Regions from separate parts of the Homo sapiens genome. Here all the other regions are linked to region 2. A link is a loop called in an ENCODE intact Hi-C map of the cell type or tissue named here. Cell type or tissue: PC-3. All regions are shown on one strand. Each heading gives the region's core, and the rest is flanking DNA. Links, peaks and the distances in the headings are about the cores only.

Evidence for each region. Hi-C counts contacts between places; a loop is a spot of excess contacts. Peaks named below come from ENCODE experiments on the same cell type or tissue, not always from the same donor. Only the 100,000 strongest peaks of a DNase experiment are listed, where the experiment ranks them.
Region 1: it touches region 2 in a loop (2.4-fold over the local background); 3 of 110 quality-filtered maps call a loop at or near these places.
Region 3: it touches region 2 in a loop (6-fold over the local background); 3 of 110 quality-filtered maps call a loop at or near these places.

Annotation. Positions count from the first base shown.
Region 1 is chr2:40,729,016-40,740,255 of GRCh38, forward strand. All of the region lies in intron 2 of LOC105374497 (a long non-coding RNA gene), which reads right to left. LOC105374491 (a long non-coding RNA gene) reads left to right here. Exons shown (of 3, transcript XR_939993.3): 3 at 3,183-3,290. Among named protein-coding and RNA genes, the nearest start is that of LINC01794, 12 kb to the right of the region's middle. In PC-3, for the core only: no CTCF peak of the experiment used is centred there; a DNase peak (open chromatin) is centred at 6,026; H3K4me3 peaks cover 300 bases; H3K27ac peaks cover 985 bases.
Region 2 is chr2:40,647,810-40,659,049 of GRCh38, forward strand. No RefSeq gene overlaps it. Among named protein-coding and RNA genes, the nearest start is that of LINC01794, 93 kb to the right of the region's middle. In PC-3, for the core only: no CTCF peak of the experiment used is centred there; a DNase peak (open chromatin) is centred at 6,232; H3K4me3 peaks cover 648 bases; H3K27ac peaks cover 1,941 bases.
Region 3 is chr2:40,754,485-40,765,724 of GRCh38, forward strand. It overlaps LINC01794 (long intergenic non-protein coding RNA 1794), which reads left to right. Exons shown (of 4, transcript NR_183396.1): 2 at 82-145; 3 at 654-735; 4 at 9,773-10,474. The region is part of intron 2 of LOC105374497 (a long non-coding RNA gene); the gene reads right to left. Among named protein-coding and RNA genes, the nearest start is that of LINC01794, 14 kb to the left of the region's middle. In PC-3, for the core only: a CTCF peak has its summit at 5,787; a DNase peak (open chromatin) is centred at 5,767.

The DNA of each region.
Region 1 (11,240 bases), core at 3,340-8,339, 81 kb after region 2:
AATGCTATGTTCTAACATGCATCTCTATTGATACATACAACCCTCATTTATCTATTTCCATTTCTATGTAGGTATTCCACTATATGAATGTATTACAAAGAATTGATTGACATTTGCTATTCTTGATTTGTATTGGTTTACATGGGCAAGAGAATTCTCTACAGTGTAGGCCTATATATGTGTTATCAATTGTTGGTATTTACTCATTCTCAGGAAAAGTATGTTTCTTCCCTTCCTTTTTAATTTAAAACCATAAGTTGGCATTGAATTTTATTAAAAGTTTTTTACTAATCTATTGAAATATTTATATTTTTTCTTACTTAACCTGATAATTCAATGAATAACAATGTAAGATTTTACAATGTTTAGCCATTCTTGAATCTATTAGGAAAGAAACAACTCGATGCATCTTTTTTATCCATTGCTGAATTCAGTTTGCTAAGACACTCTTTGGGAGCTTTTGTATATATTTCTTGGGGGAGTGATGTTTTAGGGTGTAATTTTTTTTTCTTGGAGCATAATAGTCTGGTTTTTAAATAAAGCATAAAATCTGACAAGTAATGCTTCCTATTTTACTATTGTCTGGAAGGGACAACATAGAATTAATGATCAACTTCTTGAGATAAATTAGAATTCACCTATAGAACTATATAAACTTGGTAATTTCTCTGTGTAAAGGTTTCAATCAAATTAATTTTTTAATGAACATAAAAGTATGCAGGCTTAAATTTTCATTTTCAGTCAATTTTGCTGTCATATTTCAAATGTATTGGTATTACATTATTGTAATATTAGTACTAGTTAGGGTTCCTCAGAGAGAGAGATTTAAAGAAATAGCCTCATGCAATCACAGTGTTAAGTCCAAAATCTGTAGGGAAGGCCACGTGGCTGGAAACTCAGGCAGGAGTTGGAGTCACAGTCTTGAATCCAAACCCATAGGTCAAGCGAACAGATAGACATTCAGGCAGGATTTCTATTATTCAAATAACAGATTATTATATTATTAGAATATAATCTTGATGAAGGAAACTTTCTTTTCTGAGAAACCTTGGTTTTTGCTCTGAAGCCTTTCAACTGATTGAATGTGGCCCACCCACATCATCATCATTCTTTACTTAGAAGTCATTTGACTGTAGATGTTAATCACATCAACAAAATATCTACACTGCAACATCTAGACTAGTGTTTGGCCAAACAAGTGGACACCATAGCCCAGCCAAGTTGACACATAAAACTAAGCATCAATCCCAGCACTTTGGGAGGCCGAGGTGGGTGGATCATGAGGTCTGGAGATCGAGACCATCCCGGCTGACACAGTGAAACCCCGTCTCTACTAAAAATACAAAAATGAGCTGGGCGTGGTGGCGGACACCTGTAGTCCCAGCTACTAGGGAGGCTGAGGCAGGAGAATGGTGTGAACCTGGGAGGCAGAGCTTGCAGTGAGCCAAGATCGCGCCACTGCACTCCAGCCTGGGAAACAAAGCAAGACTCTGTCTCAAAAAAAAAAAAAAAAAAAAAAAAAAAGCATCAAAGTATTCTATTATTTTTGGGGGGAGTGGTACTAGTATACTAGTAGTTATGTAGTCTTTTCATATCTTAATATTTACTGTGCTGCTTCTCATTCTCTTTGATTGCTGTCATTAGAACTTGTCTATTTTATTAATTTTTCAAATAATAAATTTTGGCCTTGTAAATGTATTCTAATATTTTTCTAAGGTTTTTTCTTAAATTCCTTATGTTTTTATTTCTATTTTAATTTTTTTGTACTGTTCTTCAAAGTGTTTAAGTAAATATATGCTAAATCACCCTTCAGTATTTTCTACCTTTTTAATATTAGCTTTAAGGCTATATATTTCCCGCTAAATACTGCTTTCTCTGTAACTTACAAGATACAATATGTAGTATTTTCATTATAAAAATATTTCAAAAATTATTTTATTTTTAAATTTAAATATTAGACACTACTAATATTATTTCATTAGTGTTATTTAACATTATCAATTAGGACATATGAATACAAAGAAATTGTTTTTTTTATAAAAAGCAGTGATTTTAATGCTGCCAATTCATAATGAAATCACTTAAACATTATTGGAAGCTATCTTCATAGACAGGCCCTTATAAAACATGCAAATGATAAAAAAACTGCTCATTGTTTCATTAAAAATATATTTATTGAGCACCAGTAAGTGCCAGTCTGTTTAATAAGTTAATAAGTTATATTTAAAAAACTTCTAGGTATCACTAAAAAGAGTTCTAGAAACTCATATGCATAACTTTAAATAGGAATGCTATTAATTTTACTGAAAAAGATAATGTGTGTCTGTATTTCTGTGTGTGTCTGTGTTTCTGTGTGTGTGTGTGTTTAAATGTTACTGTTGTTGGGGTTCAGGGCTTAGTAAAACCTTTTTTGTTTCACTTTTTTGAGTTTAAGCCAAAAAGGTCCAGAGGGATACTGTGATTAGAGATGTAATTTAGATATAAACTTTGAGCTCTATGCCACATATTTTCAAATAAAAATATTACATAGACCATATGGTAGAGTAATATGTATTGACTGTCTACTACAAACACAATACTCAATGCTTATATGTTCTATGAACAATTTCCAGCACCAAATATGCACTATATGTGTCTATTTTCAAATATTTATATCATGTCCTTTAAGTCTTTTATTGTTTTTATAGCTATATTGATCTCAATTTAAAACATAACCTTAATAAAAATAAGCTGTAAGATTTGATGTATGTGTATGTGTCTATAAATACATGTAAAACCATCACCACTATCAAGATAATAAACATATCTAGAAATTCCAAAATTCTCCTATGTTCCTTTATAATTTTTCCCTCTTGCCTCTCCCCCACCTAGCCATCCTCAGGCAATCACAGATACGCTTTCTTCAGCTACAGTTTTCCCTGCTTTTGAAATAATTTTATATAATTGGGATTATAGAGAATATATTCTTTTAATTTTTCAGAGGCAGGTAATGCTTTTTTTTATTCAGCATAATCAATAGTACATTTATTTTTATTGTTGAATACTATGTTTCCATATGTATGCTGCTATGGATTGAATGTTTGTGTCCCCCATCACCAAACTTATATGTTAAAGCTTTTGGGAGGTAATTAGGTAATGATGGTGAGGTTTTCATGATGGTATTAATGCCCTCATTAAAACAGGGAGAAACAAGAGCTCTTTCTTTTACACCAAAGAGAGGCCACGTGAGGACATAATGAAAAGAAGGCCATCAGCAAAAAAAGAAGAGGACGGTCACCAGACTCCAAATCTACTGGCACCTTGATTCTGGACTTCCTATTCTCCAGAACTGTGAGAATTAAATGTATGTTGTTTAAGCCTCCCAGCCAACTATTTTGTTATAGCAGCCTGAACTGACTGACACATATGGATATTCTATAATTTGTTTTTTCACTCATCTGTTGATGGGCATTTGAGTTATTTATAATTTGGGGGTATTAAAAATCAATATTCTATGACAATTTAAGTGCAAGTTTTCTGTTGAGTAAGTACAAATGGAATGATTGGATCATCTGGAGGGCATTGCATTGTCAATGTTTTCCAAAGTGCTGAAAAACTAGCATAGTTGTCACCTCATTTTATTTTTCATACTCGGAACTTTGGTTTGGATCTTTTTGACCATCTACTCATCATGGTTGCACTTTCTTGCTGTCTCATACCTGACAATTCTCACTTGGATATTAGACATTGTGAACTTGTTGCATGTTTGATATTTCCTATAAATATTCTTGACCTTGTTCTGCAACATAGTGAAAGTTTTGGAAAACAGTTGATTTTATGAAAGTTTCATTCTGAGTAATTCTTAAATTGAATTACATGGATTTTTACTGTGGATGGAGGAACATAAACAATTGCTGGCCCTGTATACAACCCCTGGAATGTTTCCTTTGTTTGTTTTGTTTCCTCTGTTTCTTTCCTTGCCCTCAGGTATTTTTATCATATGCATGTGCTCACCAGTACTCAGTTGAAGATCAGAGGGAGACTCCTGGTAGATTTCCAGACTCTGTTATTCTGTCTTGCAAACTCTACACACATTGATCTCCCTAGACACCCAGTTGGTCCCTTCAACTCAGAGACATTGCCAGGTTCGGCCATATACTTCTATCCCTGTGCTATGGATTTTCTTCTTTCAAGAGTTACAGTCCTGCATTGTCTGAGGTACAATGCCTGGAAACCATGACTTTCTATTTCTTTTCTTTTTTGTTGTTTATGTGCTCTGTCTGTATCAACACCTTTGATTGATATGTTGTTGTTTTGCTGCCTGTTTTATGCATTTTCTTTGACATGGTAATTACTATCTGGAGAAGGTGTGAGTTAGAGGTTTTGACACAAGTGCCAAAAAACAAAAAAGTTAATCCTTTGCATCCTGGGTGTTTAGGTTTTCATTTTCTTTTTTATAATACAGTAAAAGATTCTCATTATCTCTATTTTGGTGAATGTCTTATTTCCAAATGAATATAAATGAATCAACAGTAATTTTCAAATGGATCACTTATGTCATTCAGTCGTCAGGATTAGTAAATACCAGGCTGTGCATCGTTTGTCTAATGGCCAAAAAACAACATTTTTACAAGTTGTGATGGTTATTTAGTACTATTGATTAACTATACCTTTTTATGGTTTGCTGGTGGTTTACATAATCCCACATAATTACAATCTTTCTCTTAGCCTAGTTTCTCAAGACCACAGGATTAACATCCCTTAATTAGATTCCTGATGACAAGAACTGGTCTATCTCAGACCTTCCTTATTTTCTTGGATCTTCTCCAACATATTTAATAGCACTGATAACAAACAACTATCTAATTTTCTGCATTTTTAATATCAACTACAATTAAATATAAAATTATAATAAAATGTGAAGGATTCTTGTAAATACAGCATACTCCTTAATTTAGAGAGCTTTTAGCCAATAAGTCAACTTTATGGTACTTGCTGGGGACCAACAAAAAAAAAACTTTCACAACTAACATAGACCTTTATTTTTAATGTCTTTTTAGGGAGGCATCTTTATACAATAGCACATACTCCTTCCTCTTAAGAAAGAATTGTGTTTTCATTCAAATTGACTGCTTTTAATATGAGTGTATTTCTAAAAAGTGTATTTTTACAATTATTCTGAGCTTATTAGAAACAAAAAATAGAAAGCAGTTACGAAGTTCACTAAAGACAAGTACTACCAATTAACTACATGGAATTTTCTTGAAGAGACAGAATTAGAAAAAAAAAAAACTAAAGAAATTAGTCATAAGATCTTAAAACCCTCACAACTCAACTCTCTAGATCTGCACTGTCCAATAGAGTAGCCACAAGCATCATGCAAATATTTAAATTAAATTAATTAGAATTAAATCTAAAATGTAGGAGGTCAGTTTTACTTGCCGCATTTCAAGTGCTTAGTAGCCACATGTGGCTTGTGTCCACATATTGGATAGCACAGACACACAACATTTCTGCCCCTGAAAAAAGATTCTTCTGGGCCATGTTTCTCCAGAGCTTTGCTTCGTTTGTGCTTGAGAACAATTAGCATTCCAATAAATGCTCCAGAGTTTCAAAAAGCATATTCTATGTTCTACTTCTTATTATAAGTTGTGGAAACATATAACATATTTAAATAATTTATCCCAATTATTTAAGTATTTAATCATTAAATGTTTAGGAATTTAAAGAGGTTAGTTTTCATCTACCTGGATAATTTTCTCTGCTGATACTAAAATATTAAGTAATATTGTATGTTTTTTACAAATTCTTAAAACCCTAAACATCATGAGGTTTTATGATATAATGGAGCATGAGAATATAAGGACTGTGGCACAATGAAGCTAGAATAAGAAACAAAAAACAGGCTGCCTAATTATAGGGTTTATAATGTTAACCACTATATTACGAATGAATGAAGAATGTATATATTTTCCATTTTAACTAACAAGAAAGATGACAATATACAGAAAATATTTGTTGTGCCACCTCAGGAATGTCGAATTTGACTTTCTTTAAGTCTTCAGGGTAGGCAAAATAATTGCAGAACCTCATGGAATGCTTCAGTTAAAGGTCTCATAATCTAGTTTTAGAACATGATTGGAAGTCCATCTCCAAAGCAAAGGAGTATCTTTCTGTGATAAGACACAAAAAAAAAACCCACTTCTACATGAGTTTCTGAGATTCCATAAGCTGATGTGTTATGGACTTAATATGGACAGCTAAAGAGAAAGAAAAAATCATGTAAACTAGATGGAACGACAATTGAACTTCACAATATATTTTATATCACACTGTTTAAAACATACTTGTTTAAACTGTGTCACATGAAACAAGATACATGTCTACTCTTCAGTGACTGAATCTACCTTATTCGATATTTAAAAGAATGTTTTAAATGTACTATTATGAGGTGGGGGTAGGCTTGCCAGATAAAATACAGGATGCCCACCTAGGTAAATTTGAATTTTAAATAACAACAAGTACTTTTTTTAGTATGTTTCAAATATTGCATGGGGCATAGTTAGACTAAAAAAAAAGTTGTTCATCTAAAATTCAAATTTAAATGGAAATCCTTTTTCGAAAAAATTGCTTAATATGGCAATCTAGGCACAGGAGTTCAAAAGATTTATGATTCACAAACCAACCATTTTACCCATTCTACATGCTTTGTGCATTTCAATAGCCCTCTTAGGGGAAGAGATAGTAAGGTACTTATTTACCACGTATAACCACGGAGCCACTGGGCCAGGATCATTGAGAACGTTTTTATCATTCTCTTCAAAGGGTTTATATCTAAGTGAACATATAGAAATGTTTGATAACTTACTTAATAATAAAGATATGATTGCTATGATTTTAATGTCGATTTCCTCCTCAAATTCATATGTTGATACTCTCACTGCCAAGATGATAGTATTAGGATATAGGGCCTCTGGGAAGTGATTAGGGCATCAGGACTCTGCCCACATGAATAGAATTTGTGCATTTATAAAAGAGGACCCAGCGAAACCCCTTACTCCTTCTGCCATGTGACGTTAGAGTCATAAGATAGCTCTCTATCAGAAATCAGGTGCTCACCAGACACAGAATCTGCTGGCACTTTGATGTTGGACTTCCCAGTCTCCTGAACTGTAAGAAATAAATTTCTGTTATTTATAAGCCACCCAGTCTATAGTACTTTGTTACAGCTGCCCAAATGAACTAAGACAATAACCATAATTTAAGGTTGTTGTTACAAAATAGCAATTTGGGGTATTGTGAAATTTTACACCCTGAATATCACAATCTGAAGCCTAGGAATTTCCTTACATGCATCTGGGACAGCTGTGCCCTTGGAATGTCCTTGCTACTGATACTGCTGCTCATGCAGCCTTCATTGCCTTTTCTAATCCAAAGAATAAAAGCTTGATGGTGACCTGATTTCTTTTTTTCCATTCTCCAAAGGAGAATAAAACTGCCAAAATGAAGCTGAGACAGACTGAAAAATAAAAGTGGCTTGAGATAACTTACATTTAAAGATGCTGTGGCCTGCTTTCCTTCTTCTTTATTATTTCATCTTGGGAAAATGTTTTTTCAGTGAAAATGATAAATAGACATCTAAAAATTGGGAGTATTTTCTGTATTTCGGAAGCAAGTGATTTTGGATTTCCCTCTTTCTTTAAGAGAGATACCTGGTGATAATCACATTCACCGCCATTCTCCTTTATCCTGATGAATGTGTCGGGGCTATGTGGTTTTGTTATTCTTGTAGACATGATGAAGGAACCCAAACAAGTTCAGTTAAGTTCAGATCCCTTGGTGTTGATGGCTGGTTTGGAAATATAAAAGTTGCTAATGTCTCATAAGGTGATGATTAGAGGTATACTTAGTAAAGGTACATATTAGAGGTATAGATAGTAAATTTACAGTAACAATTTACTGTATTCTGTTCCTCTTTGTAATGGCCCCTCCAACCACTCCTCATCATCCCTGTGTCTCTGCCATATCATGTTGTCTAGAACAGCATTGGACTATGCAAGCAGACAGAGTAAAAAGTGTCTTCTAACCTACGTAAGTCTATGTAAAAAATGTCAAGTATTCGAGGAACTATATTGTGGTTCTCTATGTGGTACATGGATGATAAAATCAAGTCACTGGAAGCCAGGAGGGTCTTTATAGTTTTTTTCAACACCGAAGACTTCAATGAGACTTGGAAAAGAAGTCTTTGAAATTAAGTTAAACAACAAAAAAAGCTACTTTCGCTTACTCTCCCCAGTCCTAAAACTCACATATGTATGCCTTGCCAACAAATGCACATAAAATGGTCCTTTTATTGACTGTGAACATTATGAGCATCGTAATGGTTCACTATTCATTACTGCAAAGTGTCCTCAGACATAAAAGGCTAACAAAAATTTGATCAAAAGCTTGGGGTTCGTAATGCTGGAAAAACCAACAGTAAAATGAACACTCAAATTTTGTATCTGCTTTACAAGAAATAAACAAAAGACACTCTGTTCCATGACACAGAGGAGATATAATCATAAAACAAACAGGGAGAAACTTCTTATGGAAAGAATAAACTAACTGAAAAATGTTTCTCATTGCAGGGTCTGTAGTTAATTCTGAATTTATATTATTTTAAAGGCTTAATTTTGTATTTTTAATTGAGTAAAAATAGTACAAATAATCTTATTTGGGTCAAATGGAATCACTACAGGCATCTATATAAGTTAGAATTGGCTTCAGCAGCACATAATGCAAAACTCAAATTAAAGAGGCTTTAAAATGACTGAATCTTAATTTCGTCTCACAGAAATTGTGCATAAAAGAATTCCAGAATTGGTACGGCTGTTTTACTGACATTAAGGAATCCTGTCTTTTAAAATCTTTCTTTTCTGCCTTCCTTAGGACGTTTTCTATGCTTGTGGTCACCTTATCGTACAAGAAGACAACTGTAGCTCCAGATAATACATCTGTATTCCAGGAAGGAAGAATGAGGAAGTAGGAAAAACTAAAAGAGCAAATCTCTCACTTTCAATAGGTTTCCTAGATATTCTTACCTGATGGCTTCTGCTTGTATCTCACTGCAAGCAAAGACTGGGAAATGTAATCTTCCATTCAGTTATTTTGTTGCGCTAGATTAAATTAGAATATATCAGTGACAAGATGCAGATAATTGATAGTACATGAGTAACTAGCCGTCTCTAACTTTGAGTCAATTTATTCTCATGATAATAATTATTTAAAACATCTTTATATGTTTCTAGTTCTCGCTGTCAGATTTTAGGAGGTGGTCATCATAGCAGAACGTAGATAACAGAATAGGAAACTCCAATATAGCACTCTATATTCCAGGCTAATTTTGTAAATGTTTACATATTTAATCTTCAAAACAATTTCATGATATGTAGTCAACAAATAGTTGTCCCTTGAACAATATGGTTTTGAACTGTGTGGGTCCACTTATATGCAGTTTTTCTTCTATCTCTGCCACCCCTGAGACAGCAAAACCAGCCCCTCCTCCCCTTCTTCCTCAGCTACTCAATGTGAAGATTATGAGGATAAAGGTCTTTATGATGATCCACTTCCACTTAACAAATAATAAATATATTTTCTCTTCCTTTAATAATTTTCTCTATAACATTTTCTTTTCTCTAGCATACTTTTTGTACGAATACAGTATACAATGCATAAAACAGGCAAAATATGTGCCAGTTGATGGTTTATGTTATCAGTAAGGTCTTAAGTCAACAGTAAGCCATTTGTAGTTAAGTTTTGGGTGAATGACAAGTAACACACAGATTTCTGACTGCAAAGGGGGTCCATAGCCCCTGCCCTGTTCAAAGGTCAATTGTGCTATTATCACCAGCATTTTATAGATGAGGAAACTGATGAACAAAGAGGTTAAGTAACTTACTTGTCAATGACATATAACTATTGAGTGTAGATTTGAATGCAGACAGTCATTAAAGCTACTGGTCAGTAGTCTGCAATCTTCCCACTCAAGTGGGAAAAATTAATTTTAAATTTAATTACTCCTATTTAAAAATTAAGTATATCAAAGACCCTTAGAGAAAGTATAACATTTTAGTTACGTTTTTTTCTGAAACAGAAATAGAACATGAAAAAGTGAAAGGAAATTATTGGAGTGCTTTCACCAGAAGATGACATAATCTGAGTTAAAAAGGACACCACAGAGGATAAACCTTTCCTTCCCTGGGCAGTGAGAAAAGATGGATTAATGTAGACCCTTGGGGTCTCACCTCTCTTTATAAATACTTTTGAAAAGTTCCCTATTTTCAGTCCTCTTCCTTCTTCTCACTCTTATGTTGACCAGTTATGTGAATTCTTGAGCCTTTTGAGTGTCTGTAGAACTAATCAATACATGTGCTTTTGAAGATACTTTTCTCTACCATGACTCATTACTCTTAATTTAAATCTTCTCTTTGATATGTCATTTACATGTATTGCATCCATTTTCTATCTTGATACATTTTGATTAGAGTCAACAGCTCTCTTCTGGCTTAATTATGGGTAGAGTTTGTGCTGAATTTCTGATTTCGGTTCACGTTGTTTTGAGTAAATTTCAAAAAAGAAGGTGAGGGTAATATGTGTTTTTACCATTCTGCTTTGGAATTCCTACTGCTATTCCATTTAAAGGTTCTCAAGAAAGAAATATCTGTCCTCTTCCCTAAACCTTTGACCTTCCAAAACACTCACTGCCAGGCTATTTTCTACAGCATGTGGAGTACCTGACATCAATACCCAGTTAGCCATTTAAGACTACAGTAGTGGCAAGACCATGTGTGCACACATCACAGTGTCATAGTATTTGAGTGCTCATTTCTGTCTTTCATGAGTGGATGCAGATTTATTAGGGTGTCTTTTTAACATTTAGCCACTGATTATTAGCAATACTGCACTGAAGGAGAATATATGTGAGAAAGCAAAAAAATTTACTTTCATTATTAACAGTCATCAAAGGGTAGTTTTAGTAAAATTGGGATGTCTATGATCAGTGTGTTCTCAATCAAAAACAATAATCCATTTGGCTCTAAGGAATAACACAATCATTATAATAATTGTATTATTGTATAACAATATAATACTGAAGGAGAATATATGTGAGAAAGCAAAAAAAAATTACTTTCATTATTAGCAGTCATCAAAGGGTAGTTTTTAGCAGAATTGGAATGGCTAAGATCAGTGTGTTCTCGATCAAAAATAATAATCAGCCC
Region 2 (11,240 bases), core at 3,715-8,714:
ACAGCTCTCCTTCCTCCTTTCTACTTATCACTTTTTTTTAGGGAGTCCCAGCAGTTTTTGGATACACAAGCCTTTTTTTCCTGCAATTATCTATTCCTTTTACATACATATCATAATTTTTCCCTCTTTGCAGGATTATTTTTATTAGAAACAAACAAAAATTTGTTTTATCATTATATGCCTCCTTGCAGGGCAAATCTCTCTCTAGGTACTGTCCCATTTCTCTTGTCAAGGGAAAAAATAGTTTATGTAACTCAAGTAGAGATTAAAGGTCTGCTCACCTAATGCACATTGGGGAGCCTCTGAAGATCAGCGAACTCTCTGAGTCAATGCAGGATCTTATAGAGAATGGATAAGAGAGGGAGATAGGTGGTTGGGCTATCATAGCACTTTTCATCTCAAACTGATGTAAAACTTGCTACTGGAACGGTGGATGCTTTTTAGTTTTCCATTCCGCCTACTTGGGATTGTTGGCACACTGACGTCCAGGTAACTGTTAGAACAGTTTTTATCAAAAGCTGTTTTGATAAGCCCAGGGTTTGTTGATTAGATAAGGCCCAAGGGAGAGTTAGCCAAAAAAGGTGGAAAGGGAAAACAAACAAAAGAAAACATGAGGGCAAGGGTTACAGCAAGGGAAATTGGGAACTCTATCATTTCTTTTAATCCTTTTATACTCTATTTCTCTTTATATAAACATTTCAGGAATTCATTTTTCACACTGTTTATTGTTTTGCATGTCTCATCTCCCATTTTCTCTTAAATTAATCCAGCTTTATTCCTCAACACTAGTGAAAACCCTCCTGCCAATGTCTTCAATGACAGCCACTTATTAAATCTGACATTAAACACCCAATTCTTATCTTACCCAAAATTGCAACAATCATTTGATGGTATACAATCTCGGCCTTTTCAAGAAATTAAGATTTATCTGGCAGATGATTTTAGTTAAAATTATATATATAGTCCACCAGAATAAATATTTGGGTTACCAATTACCTCATCATTGCTAAATCCAATGGTAAATTCTTAGTCCTTGTCTCACGTAATATACTTGCACTTGATAACCCGACTCAGTTGATTACCCTCTCCTTCTGGAAACAGTTTCCATCTGTCTTCAGCAAGACCTCACTGTCATGGTTTTCCTAATCATCTACTGGACTAACCGGCTATTTGGTCTCATCTCTTTTAGCACCTCTCCATTTCTTTCTAACTTTTACCTAATGTGGAGCTCCTAGACTCAAATCTTCTCCTTCTTCCCCTGTCTGCTTTCCCTCACTTGCTAGATGATTTTACCTAGTACTGTGGTTTCAAATAAAAATCTATACGCTGATGGCTCAAAGTTATATCCCTAGGTCCCAAATTAAATTTGAGATCCAGATTCAATACCTCCCTTCTTCTCCTCAAAATTTTCACTTCTTTGGAAGGCAGGGGCTCTGGCTGTCTGCTTCAGAGCTCTGTTCTCAGTGTCTGAAATGGTGCCTGATATGTGGTATGCATTCTATAAATTTTTGTGGAATAAATGATAGAATGAATCTTCTGTTATTCCTCCAGCACACAACCTATTATTCATTCATAATTATTTAATTGTGGAGTATTCTATCTCTTACCCCTAGGATAGTAATTTTCAACTGTTTCCTTCTGAGAAGTCTTCTACATTCTTCTGCAAACATAGGTCAAAATGAATTGATCATTCCTCTGCCATTCTGCAACATCCACATTATAATTATTAGATTGGAAAACTTTATACTAGTCACTGCTGTGCATGTGTGTGTGTGTGCGTGTGTGTGTGTGCGTGTGTGTGTGTGTGTGTCCTATTAGGATGTGAATTATTTGAGAGCTGGAGTCATATTTCATATATCTTTTTGTTCCTACCATCTTACATGATGCTTACACATTGCACATGCAATGACATTTTTGTTAACTTGGTCAATATAATTTTCTTCATTTGCATAATCAGAACCTAAATCTGTTTAAAAACTTCTTAAAATTGCTTTTTTTCCTGGTGTATAAATACACTCATTTAGTTATCTCTCCAGATTCCACAGCCAATTCTTTGTAATTTATTTTATAAGATGTTCCTTCTATTCTACTATTGGACAAAGGAGTCCTATGTATATCACTTCCATTTATATCATTTATATCACTTCCTAAGAGAAGAACAATTTCTTTGTCTTGAGTTCAATCCTAATTTAAAGGCTTTTTACACAGAAATGATCACAACAATCAGAATACAGTATAAAAGTAAGTTTGGAAGTTTTAGATTTTTTGTAAATACAAATTAACTTATTTTAAAGTTCCTTGGCATATTGTTTTATAGCAAGTGTTATCTCTCTTCTGGAAACAGAAAAAAAGTAAATATAAAATAAAATATAGCTAGAGTGGGAGATGATTTAAAATTTAGGGCCAATAGGACATAATATTATGTATTATATTACATATTATGTATTATATTATTATAAATAATAACTATATAACAAAAATGTATTTAAAATGTATAAATCTATGGGAAAATGCTCATAACCAAAACAAAAGAATAAATGTATAAAATTATTTTTTCCATATCACTTCAGTATTATTTATATGTTTACACATAAATATCTATATAAATATATTCACACATGATTATGATAGAAGAATGAGAGAGAAAATTGTAAAGAACTATATCAAAATAAGATAGGTTCTCTCTGAGAGGTGATTTTTACTTTGTTTTATTTTTTGGTAGTTTCACATAAAATACAAATTCCCACCAGCAATTGTAACAAAATCAAGAGTAGGCAAGTGGAGCCTAATTAAACTAAAAAGCTTCTGCATAGCAAAAGAAACTATCAACAGAGTAAAAAGACAATCTATAGAATGAAAGAAATTATTTGCAAACTATGCATCTGACAAAGATCTAATATCTAGAATCTATAAGGACTCAAATAACAAATAAACCTATTAAAAATGGACAAAGAACATGAACACTTCTCAAATGATGACATACACATGGCCAACAAGCATATGAAAACATGCTCTATGTCACTAATCATTAGAGAAATGCAAATCAAAACTACAATGAGATAACATCAGAATGGCCATTATATAAACGGCAGAAAATAATAGATGTTGGAGAGATTATGGAGAAAATGGAATGCTTATACAAGGCTGGTGGGAATGTATGTTAATTTAGCCACTGTAGGAAATGGTTTGGAGGTTTCTCAAAGCACTTAAAAGAGACTACCATTCAACCCAGCAATCCCATCAGTGGGTATATACCCAAAAGAATACAAATTGTTCTACTAAAAAGTCACATGCATGTGTATGTTTATCACAGTACTATTCACAACAGTGAAGGCATGAAATCAACCAAGATGCCTATCAACAGTTGACTGGATAAAGTAAATATGGTACAAATACACCATTTAATGCTATGCAGCCATAAGAAAGAATGAGATCATGTCTTTTGCAGAAACGTGGATAGAGCTGGAGGTCATTATCCCTAAGCAAATTAACACCAGAGCAGCAAACCAAATACTGTATGTTATCACTTCTAAGTGGGAGCTAAACATCGAGTACGCATGGATACAAAGAGAGGAACAATAGATACCAGGACCTGCTTTAGTGTGGAGTTTGGAAGGAGGGTGAGGGTTGAAAACTACCTATCGAGAACTATGCTCTCTGAGTGTCAAAATTATTTGTACACCAAATCCCGGCACCATGCAACTTACCCTAAAAAAAACTTGCACATATACCTCCAAACCCAAAATAAAAGTTGAAAAAGTATATATATAAATCTAAAATATAAGAACTCTAGAGTTTGCAAATTTTAAAAACAAATATTAAATTTAGTTGTTTTAGGTAGAGTGCAGTGGCTCACGCCTGTACTTCCATCACTTTGAGGGGCAGAGGCTGAAGGGTCTCTTGAGGTCAAGAATTGGAGACTGAGAACAGCCTGGGCAACACAGCAAGACTCTGTCTCTACAAAATATTAATATAAAAAAAGCCAGGCATAATTGTGCATGCCTGTATTTCCAGCTACTCAGGAGGCTGATGTGGAAAGATTGTGTGAGACTGGGAGGTTGAGGCTGCAGTGGTCTGTGACCATGACACTGCACTCTATCCTGGGCAACAGAGTGAGACCCTGTCTCAAAAAAAAATCATTGTTTTGGTTTAATATTAAATATTGCATTTTCATTTATGAATTGTCCTACTTCACAAAAGCAGTGTAACTAAAGAATATAGTAACTGAAGGAATACTGAACTGAAAATCCACTAAATCAGAGAATCCTGATTTGGGTACTTACTTTCTCACAAATTGTGTAACATTTAGAGGAAGCTTCATCTTTCTGGTTATTAGTTTCTTCACCTGAAAACTGAAAGGGATGTGGCAGATGCCCTAATAATCCTGTTCTCATGGACATAAGAGTTCATTATATAAAGGCTGATATGAGAACTATTCAACTATGCTGTTTTACTCCCACGAATAGGAGACTAATTTCATTATTTCTGGATGCTGTTTGAAATAATCATCACAAAGTCTCTGAAATTTAGAAAATACCTAGTTCCGCAAGCTGCAGTGTTATTAACAAACATGGCAGAGCTCAACACCAGTTTTATGTCTTTTGTAGGGGATTTCTCATTTCATAGTTCGTTGTGAGAACCAACTCTTATTGGCATATATTTCCTATGTCGATATATGCTTCAACTATTATTCTGAACATTTTTACGTGCAAGCTACTATTTAAATATGTGTGAGAGGACATAAAATTTTGGACATCATAAATGTAATTTCAAATGCTTCTCTTATGCGAAGAAAGAAAAGAATATAAAAACGTTTCTATAAGATGGGCTACCTTGGATATGTAGAAGTCATACATGTACCAAATTGTATATTAATAAATTAAGACAGGACACAATTGATAAGTGCTCATCTTAAGAGGCAACTGGAGGAATTGTAAGGATCTCTAAGGATGATTTAAGCTCCTTGTCAGCTGACACCCTTGGGCAAATAGAGTGTGTGGGAGACATGTGCAGTAATGAATGTGTGTGCGAGGCCAACTCTGTAAAAAGCTATTTTATTATGGGCTAAATCCAGCTATTTTTACTAAAATTGCTACTTTGACTTGTTCTTGTGAGATTTCCTGCATGATTTTCTCCCTTTCTGGGGATGGACCTTCTGTGAGAAGCAGGGAGGGTGAGTTCCTTGAGAAAGTGAAGAAACAGAAAACAATAGAACCTAGATTCGGTGCATGGAGAAAGTCAAGAGGATGCTCATACTTCTGGTAGAGCAGTGAAGAACGTTGTTGCCACCCACTGCCTCCAGAAACGCATCAGCTAAATCCAGGGTGCAGCTTTAATAACAGGTTTCATAATAATAGTATTTATAAAACATTTCTCTGTAAATAAAGCACTTCCCACTCACAATCTTATTGTGCCTGGGTAGGCCCAGCTACTCTACCCCAGTTAAGCAGAAAGCATAATTTAGTGAGTTTCAGCTTTGAGGACCATTGTTCGTTTATTGCTGTAGAGTGCGGAGAACAGAGAAGCAGGAAACACACAGAGCTTTAAAGGCTATGCATGATGAACTTACATCCTTGTAGCTTACCATTTTTCTTCCCTTCATGTGCAAAAATAAACTAAAAACTCCACAGACCTTTTCTCAAATTTTGAACTAATTTTGCAACTTTGAAAGTAAGTTTTAGTAGTTTCTCAGCCTTTTTCTCCTTTGCCGTGTATCTTCTTCTCCTGGGTATCATTATCCAGTTGCCTTTTAAATGACCTTAGATCACAGCTGTGCTCTATAGGCTCTGTATTTTTAAAAATCACTGAGATTTTTAATTTCAGTTTTTAAATCTCAGGATGCTCATATATACTCTATCATATCCACTACTTTTCAAGCATGAGGGACTGATATAATCAAATAAATCAACCTTTAAAAATTTCTTAATTATAAGCAGTACCAATAAAACAGGTATAAACATGACCTCTGAGTTCTTTTTCAATATGCACACAAACTTAAAAAATCATCATATATAATTTTTTATATCCCTTCTCTAATACTCACTAACACGCTGTTATATTTCTTTGAAATTCAGCATAAATCTGTTTGCTTTCTCCTACTGAAGTCTTCCTTTCCTGTCTTCTCTGCCTACCTTGGCAGTGTAGAATTCAAAACTACCCAAGATAGGAAATCAGTTCAGTGACTCATTTTCCAAATTTTCCAAAGAGGTAGCAAAGCGTGAATACATTCAGTGAAGAATGTTGACTAATAGATGATGAGTACAAGATGATTAACTTTTAAAAAATATTTATCATGTGTATACGTTTTAATGCAGGAGGTTCTATCAATGGGTGGTTTGGAAAGGAAATCATAACAAGTGTGGAATTCTTCCTAACAGTTTTATTTGTTTTGACCTTTCATTTCTTCACAAGGAGAATACATATACTAAACAAGATGTAAAAATTTGCCTGCTCGTAAATAGCTCATGCCTATTACTCACCTGTTTCCAAATTGTATATACTATTACTATCTATAAATATGATTTGTTGATATAAAAATGCAAATATTATCTCTAAATAAAGGAAATATCATTTTGGAACCTGAAAAGGTTTTGAAGAGCTCATCAAATGAACTAATTTTATGGAAATTTTAATGTGTTGCACAGAAAATTACTCTTGTGATAGAAATTTCAGCTTTACCACATGCCAAAGTTCTCTACTCTGTCAACATTCTGTCGTTCATGCAGCCACAGGAATGTTGGTGTGAAAATATATAGTTATATAATGTGTGATTAACTGTGCCATCCTGAGGAATTTTATAACACACCCTTTATTTGTTTCTGAACATTTTCCTGGATGCTTTACAGAACTCATTGCTAGAGCCAAAATTGTCTTTCTCCTTAGACAGACTTTAACCCATGTTCAATAAAAAATCATTTAAATGTGTGCATGATTTTTAAAATTCTAATACCTATTTCCTTGAATCAATCTGGACGGAAAAGAAAAGTGAACAAAATTGTTCCAATATGCTATAAACACTCTCAATTTCATGTGGAAATTATTATTTAAAAACCCTGTAGCCAAATTTTTGGCGGAAAATAAAGAGGGAGCAGATGTATCACAATTTTTTCATCTTGGTTATTACATTAGAAAATGTAAGTAACTTATTCTTCAAACTGAAGATTGAAATCATGATTCTTTAACTGAGATTAGAAAAATATATTTTCAGAGTTCAGAAGGAAGTGATTGTATTTTTTTCTTGAAAATAATATAATATGGAACATTCAATGTGATTTTCCAAACAAGAATGCAATAATTTCTTAGCTTTCATCACATTAATACCTCTGTGTAATACCAATAAGGTGATTTGCAGCAGGGCTTAAGAGAGTAACTATATTACCACTTTTTTCTTATTTGTCTTTTTTTCTCTCGGATTTCTGACACAAAGAAAGATATAATTTTCATTAATAATTTTTTCTCTACATCTCTGTCGGTCTCTTGTTTTCTCAGCATATGTGTGTGTATGCATGTATAATGCATGTACTATATGCAGGTATATTTAAAATTGTTTTAATTATTCTATATTTTACATATATTACAAGTATTTTTATTACAGAAAATGAATCATCTTTTTAGAATTAAGTTGCCATGGCAGTTTTAGAAGAGTTTGACTGATTCTATTGACACACATAATTCTCGTGGTTTCATAATTGTTGGTTTTCTGGCTAAGCACGTAAAATTTAAAGTTGAATGACGTATCTTATAAAGAAGGCAGCTTTTAACTAAGACTAAACTGTGTTGTAAAACTCAGTGGCATAATCTATGTAGTTTGTTGATTAAATAAGTTTTACTATGCTGTGTTTTATTCCTGGATGGAAATCACCCTCAAATATTTATTTATGAAAATAATCCTAGGGAATACTTTAGGAAAAATCCAAGCAAACACTAGATCACCAAATCATTCATGTATGTGATCATTATATTACATAATATGACTGCAGATAACATAGTGACTGCTCCTTCAGTTGATTACTAAATTTTTTGAACTTTGACTTTCCCAGCTGTGAAAGTAAATTTGCTAGCACAGATAAATACTAAGAAACATGAAAATGTTTCTCTCTCTCATTAATACTCTCAATGAACATTTATTGAATACTGTATTGAGATGAAAAAGTATCAATTTCATCTTGCTTTAAAAAAATTCTCCCTTAGCAACTTTAGCAATAATATAAAAAGGAGAAGGTATAAAATTACACTAGATGGCAACCAGTTCCTTGACATTTAAATTTATGCCCTCTTTCCAAGCTCCCCACTTAGGACTGAATTTTAACAACTGTAGAAATTGAGCAAAAATAATTACAGAAAAGAATGGAAGAGCTAAACTGATTAAATTGTGAATTAAACTGTACAATGTGCATTGAATAACAAATTCAGTTATAAAATTTCAAATATACATTTTATAAGGAATCTGAATTTTATGAATAACATCCACTTTGAGTAGATATTCTCACTTAAAAATTTTATAACCTCTGATTAAAGATGGCAGGTTGAACACAACTATTTTTTCTCTCAAGAACCCCTTCTCAAAAGTCAGACAGGGGAAGATCTGTTGCAAAATGAATAAATAATCAAAGATAAAGAGAATGTGAGAGGATACAAGAGTCACAAAATTTCAGAGCCTGGCAGTTTAAGGCTGCAGTGAGCTATGATTGTGCCACTGCACTCCAGCCTAGGTGACAGAGGTGAACATCCCCTCAAAAAGAGAAAAGAAGAAAAGTAAGTGGCCAAAATGTTCTTGACTCAACACACTTAAGAAACATAATCTCTAATGAAGCAGAGGAGAAAGCTAAGATGCAATCTGTCACATACCATTATATGACACACACAAAAGTTGATAGCACTTGTCACTTTGGAAATGACAATACAACTGGTACTAAAAAAGGGAGAATTGATCAAGCAATAGTTGAAGAATAGATTAAAATGAAGCTAAGAAGAAATCCCCAGATGATCTTCGACACTTGGTAGTGAAACTCACAGCACCAGAAACCCAAAGTTTAGCTTCTGGAGAATGTGAAGAGAACTGTTCCTGGGATCAACAAACACCGAAGGTAGAGACACACACTGAACATTGGGGAATCAACTGAACATCTACACCCTGAATGCAGAGGCCCCTCTTACCCCTTCACCAGCTTTTACAGCTTACTTGTTTCCCCCCAAAGTTAATACATTGAAGCCCTAAACTTCAATACCTCAGAATGTGATTGTATTTGAAGGGCCTTCAGTGAGGTGATTAAGTTAAAAATGAAGCCATCAGTGTGGGCCCTAATTCAACTCAACTTGAGTCCTTATGAGAAGGGGATATTGGGACTCACAAAGAGACACCAGGGACGTCTGTGCACAGACGGAAGACAAGGTAAGAATACAAAAAGAAGGTGGCTATACGCAAGTCAAGGAATGCGGCCTCAGAAAATCCAAATCTGCTATACATTCATCTTGGACTTCTAGCTTCCAGATCTGTGAAAACACATTTCTGTTCTTTAAGCCACCTTGTTTGTGATATTTTGGTATGGCAGTCCCAGCAAGCAGTACACTGGTGAACTTCAATAACACTGACAACTTCTGGGTGAAATGATTAGAAGAAACTTCTATGGGGACAATGTTTATTGCTGTACCCACTTAATTTCAGTTTTTAAAAATCATGGAGGAAGATATTCAATTGCCGTAACTTGGGTCACATATTCTAGTACTTTTAGAAATGGCAGATACATGATAAATATATTAAACTCAATAGAGTTAGAAAGTTACAATTTTAATCGAAGTTTGCTTATCACTACATCACGAGTTATATTACTATTTTCTAAAATTTTTGAAACGCATAGAAAAATATTTTGCAAAATTTTTAACTTGTACACATGTAAATATTTTATTCCATTATTTGGGTGTGTCTTTTAGAAATAGAGGTTTAAAATATATTAGAACTTTAAGAACTTCATGTATCTGATGATCTGCCAGATATCACAGTATATAATTGGCAAATATTTTTAACAGATGTATTTATAGGACACATTATAAATCATAGCATTGTGGCTCATCTAAACAAAAATAGAACTAATAGATTTTCAAGTCCGAATTTTTCAATTTAAAGAAGAAAGCTGAGATCAAAAGAGGCATGCAGGCAATAAGTGACAGAACAAGATCTAGAATTGAAGCCTTTGGAATATAAATTAAGAACACTGATTTAATCACAAGGAAAAAGTAATGAGTATGTTTTAAAAATTCTCTTAGCTTTTCTCCATATTGGGTCTAATGTAGATTTCACATGATTTATTTTTGATTTTTAAGGATTTGTGGCTTTGTCACAAATGGTTAAATATGTTAAAAATAAAAATATAAGGGAATGTCAATTTCGAAGAGTAATTCTCTGTACCTTTGTGTGTAAAGTTTTCAACTGTTTTCACCTTCTCATGGTATTTTTGTTCTCCCAGAAATGTATACTTGTACATGCCCTGATGTAGTTTGGATGTCCCCTCCAAATCTCATGTTGAGTTGTCATCTCCAGTGTTGGAGGTGGGTGGTGGTGGGATGTATTTGTGTCATGGTGGCAGATACTTCATGGCTTGGTGCTATACTCACCACAGAGGGTGATTTCTCATGAAATCTGAACATCTGGTGGTTTAAAAGTGTGTGACGCCTTCCTACCCTCTCCCTGCATTGTTCCTGTTTTCCTCAAGTAAACTGCCTTCTCTTGCTTTGCATTCCACCATGATTAAAACTTCCTGAGGCTTCTGGAGAAGCAGATGCCAGCACTATGCTTCCTCTACAGCCTACAGAACCATGATCCAATTAAACTTCTTTTTTTATAAATTACCTAGTCTTACATATTTCTTTATAGCAACATAAGAATGGCCTAATACATGACCATACATAGCAAAGTTTGCATATTGCTCCATCCTTTTTTTTAAAACTTAGTGCCATCCTCACTTAAAACACAGCAATGTGTGTGGATATGTTATTATATATACTACAATACATATTTATTCAGAGTAGATGTCTAGTGTTCTTTATAGGGATGCTCTCAATACTTTTAGCACAGTATTCTTCACAAATTATTTATTTGATAAATTACACAAAAGAGAGTAGACTGATGAGGTACTTGAAGACACCTTATTAACCAGATTAATGAAATTGGAATTCAAGGCAACTGGGAGGAGTAGTTGTAACTGTTAATCAAGGTAATAGGATTCAAAATACCTTCAGGGGGC
Region 3 (11,240 bases), core at 2,837-7,836, 110 kb after region 2:
TGTATATATCTCCAGTAAATAGATTTCATCATATGCCTAGAAAGGGTAGTGTTTTATTTTATTTTATGCTTCTATTTGCAGGGATATGAACTTCCAATTATATCATTGGACTTGACTACTCCATTTCTTTCCACATTTAAAAATCGTAAGTTTACTTTACTTAGGTTACAGAAGGAAAGGCAGTGATTATTTTCCAAAGTAGGCTGAACATAAAAGTAGCAAAGTTGCTTGGAAAAAAGAAAGATGTAATTTGAATTGATAGTAATTAAAATGAAATGACTTCTCAGCCTAGAGAAGAACATTTTGAATACGATGATCAATAGACAACATTATTCTGACAATTCCAGTGTTGCTGCTTATATAAATGTATGCATTACACTGAAGTACAAGAAGTTAGACTGATTTGAGTAATTCTAAACACTAGTTCAATATACAAAATAGAAGGAGCAGCTTTCAATATCCCTCTAAAAGACCATGCAATGCTTATTACCCAGTTTCACTGCATTCCAGGCCACCATTTCACCTGCAAAGGGGAGTTTAAGATTATGCCAGAGCAAAGGGCTGTGATCACTGCTTGGATTTCATTTGATGGGTTTAATAGACAGGAAATCTGCCATGGAGATGACATCTGCAATATACCTTTTATCCTGAAGAATCAGGGAGAAGCTATTTTGAGAACTTAACACAGTATTTAACATGGGATTTCTGAATGAAGACAGTTTATGGATGAATAAGGTAAGTAAGCATTTAGACTGATGGGAAAAATAGGAGTTGCCAAATCCATTCAAATTTTAAAAATTATCTTTTTCTACCTTCTTGTCTGAGCACCTGAGAATAAATCAACATGTGTCTTTGAAAATGTATATTTAATAACAAATAGTACTTAACACTACAAAGTATTTCATACCGATGGTATTCTTCTGATGACTAAATAGCATATTTCCTAATCTCTACACAAAACGAAATTCTATAATTTAACTTTTTGGTCAAAAAGATGAACTTTGAAACATTTTAAATTTTGAAATTTTATAAAACATTTAAAAGTAGATGAGTATCTGAATATCAATTAAGCCACGTAGCCCTTGGTAGTTTCTTATTCACAGTAACGATTTCATAGGTAAGAGTGCCTGTTATCACTAATTAATATCAAATATTAAAAACTATGTAATTCCCACCTTTAAGGATACTTTAATATATTGTGATTATTAATTTAGATGAACTTTATGAAAAACATTTCGATTAAAATGTCTCTCATTAACAGAGAATACAGAGGATTTCTCTTCTGAACATATGACATTTTTTTTTCCAAATTGCATAAAATTCAAAAGCTCCTTTTTAATGCAAAGATAGAATTGAATGACTACTTTTGGTATTTGTTTGGTTGTGTGTGCTTTGCTTCCAGAAAAATAATTGAACTCTTTTTTTTTTTTTTTGGTCTAAAGAATCAGCATTAAATCTTGCTTACCCATTTGTACATTCATTTAGTAAGCAAATAAACTACATTAATAGAGTGAGACTTATAACAGCAGAATTTTTTGGAAGATCTTGATAGTACTATTAGCCTATTGAGTCAATGATTTTGGCCACTATGACAGTCAACTTCACTCTTTCAATAGCCACAATTGATATAATTTGCCATATATGCTTCAAAATGTTTTATTGGAGGTCTGGATCCTGAATAACGTTTTATACTAAATACTTGTTTTTTTTTTTTTTTTTTTTTTTAGTGACTTAGAAAACAGTTTGATACTATTAAGGAAGCCATAACTGAATTATATTAAAGCTGGAAGCACAACACTATCAAACACTGAAACACACAAAATGATTCTTTGTTTTATCCCAAGGTATTAGTGATAAAAAGATCATAGTTCTCAAACACAGATTTATTTCCTTCCTCCCTCCCTCTCTCTGTCTCTTTTTTCTTTCTTGTTCTTTCTTCTTCCTTCCTTCCTCCCTTCCTCCCTCTTTCTTTCCTTTCCTTTCCTTTCCTTTTTTCTTTTCTCCTTTTCTTTCTTTCTTTTTTCTTTCTTTCTTTCCTTTCTTTCTTTCTTTCTTTCTTTCTTTTTTCTTTCTTTCTTTCCTTTCTTTCTTTCTCTCTCTTTCTTCCCCCTCCCTCCCTTTCTTTCCTTCCTTGCTTCCCTCCCTCCCCCACTCCCTCCCTCCCTCCCTCCCTTCATTCCTTCCTTCCTTCCCTGCCTCTCTCAGTCTGTCACCCATGCTGGACTGCAGTGGTGCAATCTCGGCTCAAGTGATCCCCATTCTTCAGCCTCCCGAGTAGCTGGGATTACAGGTATGCACCACCATGCCCAGCTAATTTTTTGTGCTTGTAGTAGACATGGGGCTTTGGCATGTTGGCCAGGCTTGTCTCAAACTCCTGACCTAAAGTGATCAACCTGCCTTGGCCTCCCAGAGTGCTGGCATTTTGGGCATGAGCCAGCATGCCAGGCCAGCATTATTTTTCTTTTGCATATCTCAGTTTGATTTTTTTGTTAATGTAAATATGAAACTTTTATTTCATATTTTCCTGACAAAGTAATACAAGCTCATTTGGAAATTTTTGAAAATGCATCACACGTTATAATGAAGATATAAAAATCACCAATAAGTTCATCAATCAGTTTAAAAAGTTAACTTGTTAGTGCATTTTTCTATAAATATTTAGATCATATTGTAGGCACTATTATGTATATTACTTTTTTGTTAAATACTATATCAGATTCACTTCCATTACATAAAGAATGTAGCGAGACATATTTTCCAAATAGCTGTGTAATATCCTATCATGCACGTTACCATGTTTCATTTAACTGTTTGATTTTTAAGACTCTTCTTTACATCACAAGCATTGCTTTTGTTTAAAATTTGATGGTTCCATATCTTATCATCATAGCCTCTGTTACTGTAATAAATAGGTATAGATTTATCTAGAATAATACTCACAGAATGATCAAAGTATAGAAAGTTGATTTTAAGAGAAAAGTTAATGAAATTTCCAAGAAAAGACTGAGTATTGTAATACAAAATTTAAGTACTGAGTATAAAGTAGATTTTATTCTAAAGTTGACTATCCCTTTCTTGAACATCAAAGCTTGATGAAAAATATTACTTGAAATAAATCCTGACTTATTTTGATTAGGCAAAGGAGTTACTGAATGTCTGGACTTCAGCGAATTAAGACACTGAGACTTTCTCGCTATTGAAGCTACCTTGAAACAATAAACACTAAATACCTAGTTGGTTTGCCAAAAGCATAAAATGTTACTTTTCGTATTTGATTTTCTTTCCCAAATCTATAATATAATCCAGAATTTGTACACATATTTTTTTCCTGATAATTAAACGTGTAGACAATGGGAATATAAGAGTTTCCAAATCCATTCAATCATTTTATGAACTTTTTCTACCTTCTTTGTGCTCCTGGGAAAAAAATCAACACATACATTTTAAAAACATATTTGATAACTGAAACTAGTTAACCTAAACCCAAAGAAGGCCTACCCTTCTACCATGTCCAAATTAAAACTAAAATTATTAACAGTTTGTTTCTTTACATCCATGAGAATTTGCTTCAATTATTTCTTTTCATGCCAGTTTCCTTTTCAAACCCTTCCTTAGACTTTCATTATATGTTTTCTAGTTACAAAGTCCGGAAAAGATATGCATAGAGATTGGTGTATCCAGGAACAGAAAACCAAACACTGCATGTTCTCATAGGTGGGAGTTGAACCAATGAGAACACACAGACACAGGGAGGGGAACATCACACACTGATGCCTGTTGGGGGATGGAGGTCTGGAGGAGTAGTAGCATTAGGAGAAATACCTAATGTAGATGACTAGTTGATAGGTGCAGCAAACCACCATGGCACATGTATACCTATGTAACAAACCTGCACGTTCTGCACATGTGTCCCAGAACTTTATATATATATATAATGTATGCGTGTGTGTGTATAGAAATTGGTATATCATGATGCTTGCTTAAATACTCCAGTTTTTTACTCTATTTGGTCAGCATAGATCTCATAAGATTTTTCCTTTGATAAAGTTTTGTATTACAGAAGTTGTGAGCACATAATCTTTTCTTCCCATAGCTTGCTCACATTGGTGGATGTGGTAGTTCTTCAATCTAGTTGCCACATTTCCTGCAGATACTAGGCACGCTAATTATGTCTCATAAATACAGGTTAAGCTAATCAAGTACTGTCTTGCTGTGTCTTTGTCTCTGTCTCTGTGAACACATTACATTGCTTCTTTGTACCCTTGCCAGCAAAAAAGAGAAATAATATCTATAACCTTCTCCCCTCAAGAGTATTGTACTTGTTAATAAGTATGCAGAACTTTCAGAGAAAGATACAGTGCTTAGAGCTCTGTGGAAAAAACACTTGTATATAAATGTAATATGTCATTTTTATAACATCTCCTAGCAGCCTAATGAAATGAACACAGGCACTCCACCAACACATTTCTTACTTGGGCTACATCCAACTCACCAAACACAATTAGGAAGTGAAATTCTTCTTGTTACTGTAAACCGTAACAGCCCAAAACTCCGTTTAATGTAGGCTCATTTTGGATTCTGTCCAGTGAGATATTGAAAGTACTAGAAGATCTTCATTATAATATGAATCTATATGGATGATTTTTTATCACAAGTTTCCAATGTGTTGTTTATGGCTTCAAACAGAAAATGATTTGTGTTTCTGTTTTGGTTTTAGTTTTAGCTATTGCTATTTCTAAAACAAATTAAAATTTACTTTTTGAAGTATTTGACACATATCAATGATTGGATCTAAGTTTCATACATTTTCTCTTTCTCTTCTAAAAATGTTACCCCCTTTGCAATCTTATTTCTCTTCTTTCAATTTCAAACTTGTGAAACCGTAGTTGTCAGCTTTTACTTTTATTCTCTTTCCTCCCACTCTTAGTTTAAAAAGTGATATACCCTTGTTTTGCCCTCTTGAATTTACTGATTCAATTTTTCTGGAATAGTATTTAATTATTCCAATAACATTAGAAATAAGTCCAGAATTTTAAAATTTTAGTTTGTTTGTTTTCCTAGCCTCACTCTCCTTATGTCTTAGATGCATTTTATGGTATTGATTTTGATATGCTTCTCATACTTTACCTTCCAATTCATTTAATCCTTTCCAATTAGGTCTCATTGTCTATCTTTACCTCTCCTATTTTCTGTTAAATACTGGCATTGTGATAACATCTTCACATTCTACTACTCCTGTCTAAATTAGGGCTAAAGTTATTTATAGGCCATGTCTCTACATCCTTGAGAATTTGCCTTAAACATTCCTTTTATAATGGCAGTTCTCTGTTCAAAACTTTTTCTGAACTTCATTATATCTTCTTATTTACAAATTCCAGCTGAGTACATGGTTTATAGCAGCCACTCAAGAAATGTTTGTTGGCTAGTCTGAATGCAGTGGTGTTTAAAATCTCACAGACACACACACAAACACACACACACACGTGTTAAATAGATTAATACTTGTTTGATTCTGAAGCATTTACCATTTCCATTTCTATGTATTACTTGTTCCATTTAGTATCCAAAATTTTATACCAATGACGTGATACGCTAGAGGACTACATTCTAAGTCTCTTTTATGGATAGCACTTAAGTATTTTTCTTTTCTCCAATTAAGTTGGAGCCTGGTTCAGGGGTGTGATAACTGGCTACAGACTACTGCATCAACTGCTACTCCAAATGTGTCCATGCAAGGCACCACTGCATCTGCTCCTGGCTCTCTGCTGTCCTCCAGTGGTTACATGTTATATTCCCCCACCCAGAATGTTACAAATAAGAGAATAGAGCCCATACGAAGATCTGAAATGTTCTGTCCCCACTGTCTCCACAAACTGGATTAGCATTGGCTAAGCTAAGTAGTAAGAAGAACCAATGTGGCCTATCATTAAAAGACAAGATCCAGATCAAGGTACCCGTGGAATCTCATTACTGTTCCTTTCATTGCTATTCAAGGCAAGCTGCCTAGAGATCACAATCTACATATCATCCCCTGGTCTTTTAGCACATATGCCACTCAGTGCGTTTCAAGACTTCAATCAGCCTAACCAAATTATATGTTGTGAAAAAGGTATTATTTCACTGAAATTACCAGCGGCTTAGTACATTAATATTTCCCCTAAAAAGGGGGAGTCAGTAAACCTGTAGTGTCGAGGATGGCAGGAGCAGGAAGGAAAACTCATGGAGCCAGTACTTACTTGGGATTCAGCAAAATTGTCTCAAAATCCCTTAAACTGTTACACTTGTAAAATTCTGGCCCATTAGGAGACATGGCCTTAATTAAAAGGTTTAAATTTTAACCTACGCACAGTCATGGAAATAGTAAGAACCTCCCACCTCCCAGATCTCCTTTTGTTCTAGCACACATATATGACATGTAAAAAAAAAATTAAATTCTGAAGTTTCCCTTCCAAATGAAAAATGACAATTCTTAATCCTCTATAATTCAGTTATTGCAAAACTAACTTTAATTTACTTTATTTGGTTTGTAAACTGTGAATTTTATGCAAAGAGATAGAATTAGTGGAATGATTACTATAACACATTTACTTATAAACATTTAAGCAACTATACATTTCCTTAAATCTGTGGTCATGAGGAGCTTGACCTAGTGAGACATAGTAACGTTCTTGAGTTACTAGACTTTTTCCTATTGAGTTGTAAGAGTTCTTTATATGTTCTGGATATAACGCTTTATATATTTTTATATATATAATAGTTTTCCCATTCTATTGCAGACTTGTTAATATGACTTTTATAGGAGAAAAAATTTTAATTTTGATAATAATCATTTTATCGAAGTTTCTTTTATGTTTTGTTCTTAGGTGCCCTTAGAAATCTTTGCCTATACAAGGCTGCAAATATTTCCTTCTAGAAAATTTTTAATGTTTTACAGGTACTATATGATCCATTGCAAATTAATTATAGAATGTGGTGTGAGGTAAGGGTCAATATTGAAATCTTGTGCTTCCTGTACATGGAACATGGATCTGCATTTTATTTCTTCTGTTTTTTAATCTGGATGCATTTTATTTTATTTTACTTATTTAGTTTTACCCTACAAATTTAAATCTGCAGCACACTGTGCACTAGAACTGGAGATAGTTGATATCGTGACTTGTTCATCACCTCAGAGGAACATACTATTTCCAAATTAAGCATGATGCCAGATATATGATTTATGGATGCCCTTTTATAGTTTAAGGAAGTTTGCTTCTCATTTTGATTTCCTTCTCTTCTTATTTTTGAGTTTTATGGATGGCATTTTTTGAGTTTGAGGAAGTTTCCTTCTCTTACTATTTTGATGTCCTTCTTTCCTTTTTTTGTTGTTAGTAGTAGATGTTGAATTTTCTCCCTGAGAGGACTCCCGAGTAACTCTCTTCCATACATATTTCCACATCAGATCCTGGTTCCTTGGAAATTTAACCCAAGAGATCTAGTTTCTTTCATTGCCCCATAAGACATTATATACTTTAAGAAACTTTAGAAAGAAGTAAATATTACACTAGACAGGAAGAGAAAATGTGAAGCTTGCACTTTCTGTCCATCAAAGCACATAAGATGAAAGAAATCAGAGATATGGGACTCTGTATCTGAAATGCCTCTTTCCAAACTGTGTTCTTAGAGTAGGAAAGCTTATTGAATAGGTTTAGAGAGAAAGCTGAAATCAAGGATAGTTTATCCTTGTCCACCATTTGGCCACCTGGGAAGAAATGGTCGTGCACACTGTCATGTGCCAATACGGAGATGACAGAGAAAGAGCAGAGAAAGAATAAATGAACACGGGAAGGCATTCCTAAGCTGTACTGTAGCCATATACCCTTACAGGAACCCACAGATTCCTACATTTTCTAGAAGAGAGTATAAAAAAGTAGCTGAACATCTAGTAGCTATCACTGTGGGAGCAAAGGATCTTGAATATTAAGGGCTACTGAGAAGGTTCATTTATCCTGCAGTCATGATTCAGGAAAAGTTCCTTGGGCCTCAGTGAGAATAAGTCATCGAGGGAAAGCTATAGGATTGTGGCTAGGCCAGGAGGACAGAACTCATTAATGCATACTAGTAGGATGCTTGTGGATATGAACAGACTATCCTCATCTTAGGGTATACCAGCCTCCACACAGCCAGTGGAGAGCCACCCAAGGACCAGCATGAGACAAAGATAACCACTAACCCCAATCTCATGGTGACATCCATGCCATCTTATTCCAAGATGTCGTCTTAAAAAGGAAAAGTGTGGGTAAAACAGCCTTAATAGGACTTGGAAATTTAAACTGTCAATTATACTTTCAGAATAGGAATTGTTGGAAATCAAAAGAAACTTAAAAATGAAAGGATAAGATATAATTAGAGAAAAAGTTAAAATTTGATTCATTACTATATGTCAATGAGGTACAGAAGTGAAGCAGATATATTTTCTCTCCATATTGAAGTGGTAACTTAAATTCTTAACTCTACAATACTGCTAGTAAGCGGTAAAGATTCAAAGTGGGCCCGATTCTATGACTTATTCACCGAAATACTAGTTCTACTGAGTTCACTTTAAGGCATAATTGAATGTCAGTAAAATATTACTGGTTATTATGAAGTCTCAGATAAACCAGAAATTAAATCTCATCATCACTGATATACTAACTACATATATAGAAAGCACGTTACAACTCCAGAAACAGATGCATACATATGCACATATATACATATGTGTGTGGGCATGTGTTTATATACATATGGAGTTTCTAGGCCTAACACATTGATAATTGAAGGTAGTTTAGGTTTCAGCAACCAGGCCATGTCTCATGGAATGGAGATATTAAATCATGGAGGAAACTGTCATAAATTATCAGTAAGGGACTATATAAAACTTGATGTCTCCTGGAGAAAACTTGTGTCTGGCTAAAATTTAATCTCTTCTTTTAATGTCCTCAAATGGTCTCAACAGATTCCTTTCTGAGGGAAATATAGCCAAAGGTAACCATGTTAGGAAATAGTGATCTGGTTATGTGTCTAATTTTACCATTCTGGGAAACCTTCCCACAGTTGCAAATTTCTTACCTGAAAATTTAACATGGGCACTGCATCGGTCTGTTCTCTCGCTGCTAATAAAGACATACCCAAGGCTAGGTAATTTATAAAGGAAAGAGGTCTAATTGATTCACAGTCCCACATGGCAGGGATGGCCTCACAATTATGGTGGAAGAGCAAGGGATGTCTTACAAGAGAGCTTGTGCGGGGGAACTTTAATTTATAACGCATCAGATCATGTAAGACTTATTCACTACCACGAGAACAGTATGGGGAAACTACCCCCATAACTCACTTATCTCTACCTGGCCCGGCTCTTGACATGTGGGGATTATTACACTTCAAGGTGAGATTTGGTTGGGGACACAGCCAAACCATATTAGGTACTCTAATAGGTGGTTGGAAATAGCTGGTAAAAATAATCCCAAATCTGCTTTGCAAAGGTAACAGAAACTTTAAACAATATTTTAAGTATGGATATTGGTGTCTGTGTGTGTGCGTGTGTGTGTGTGTGTGTGTGTTTAAAAGTTTATATTGGACAATAGCAAACTACCTTGGAGAAAAGTTGATTTTGGAACATAAAAATCTCTTCATCACAAAGAGCAAATTCTAAATATATATCACATGGAATAATCAGGAAAAGTACTATGGGAATATTTTAGCTCTCTAGAAGGAAATACTAATCCAGATGTCTTTATTAATTGTACTTTAGGGCAACTTTGGTTCTTTTCAGAAGGTGCGTGATCTGGATGGCTGAAGTTGCTGATTTTGGGGGGTAATCTACAAGGAAAAGGTGATGAAAATACCAGAAACAGTCTGTATCCTACTATGTGGCTAACATATGAGGAAGTCTCAACATGCAAACTTTGGCAGATAAAATCTTAGGCCATGGACAAGACCATGTCCCTTTGTGAAGACAATGCCCACAGCAAAATATTTTTCATTAAATCAAGGAAATGGATACTAGTGAACTAAGATTTTATATATAACTAATAATAAATACCAATTATTTTTGCAAGCATATCTCATCACTGAAATATACATCTGTATTTCAATGTATTATCCTAATATTGATTTCCCTGGGGGAATCAAGAAAAGGATTATCTATTTAAAGAGAAGGGAATATCAAGCCTGTTATTGCCACAATGTGGAAGAATCAACAAAATAACTGTTTTCAAATTTCCAGATATTAATTTTGTCATCATGTATACAAACTTATTTACCAAACATGCTTCATTCTACATTTCTTTCTTGACAGGTTTTACAATCTTTGTTATTCTGTTTTCAAACAAAAAATGTAAAATGCCATTTCTATCTTTATCACTAAAGCTTCCCATCAACACGTTTATCTCTTTTCACCCACATATCTGATTGTATTTTGAATGTAAAATAAAAACAGGCTTTAAAATGAAAAGGCTTTTATAAAATAAAAATTTGCTGTAGAAGAGAAAAAAAATGTAAGAAACTCAGATTTCCACTGAATTTCCAAGGGCCTGTGGGGGCCTAGTAGTGAAAGAGTGATATTTTATAAGTGAGTAAGTATGAATGTTCTCATAGGTTTTGTGTAAAGATGATATACTTGTATTAATGAATGTTCTGTAACAGGGATATTCTTTTGGTTAGTGGTCCTTTTGAAGATGTCAAGATGAGATTGTGTGTCATCCAGATCACATGACATATATCATTCCTCTCAGTCCTTGAATTATAATAGTTATAAGGCAAAAACAACACTTGACCTTTTGGGTTCCCTGATATGTTTACAAAATAATTTGAGTTTTCAAGTGTAATATGATTTAAATATGTGTGCTAATGCTTCACCAATGATTAGGAGTATCTGCTATATGCAATATGTGATTTGTCCTTACTTATATTATCAATAATTATGACCTTTTAATTTCTCCACTCTTTTAAGTATAAAACTTAGGTGCAGTTGACAATGTTTTTGAAAAAAATTGGGTCTTAATATTTCCCAACAGAATTACGTTTTAAAATACAAACGCCTCATTTTATACATGGGTGTAATATTTCAAAGATGGTCTAGTAGAAATTTAACCTCATTTAAAGCACAGACTGAATAGGATGGTTGGAGACTTTATTATTGCTGTAACTCAATGCAGTTTAAATGCTACAAAATTAAGTGATATTGCAACAAAGTAAGAATTGTAAAGGCAGCCAAACTC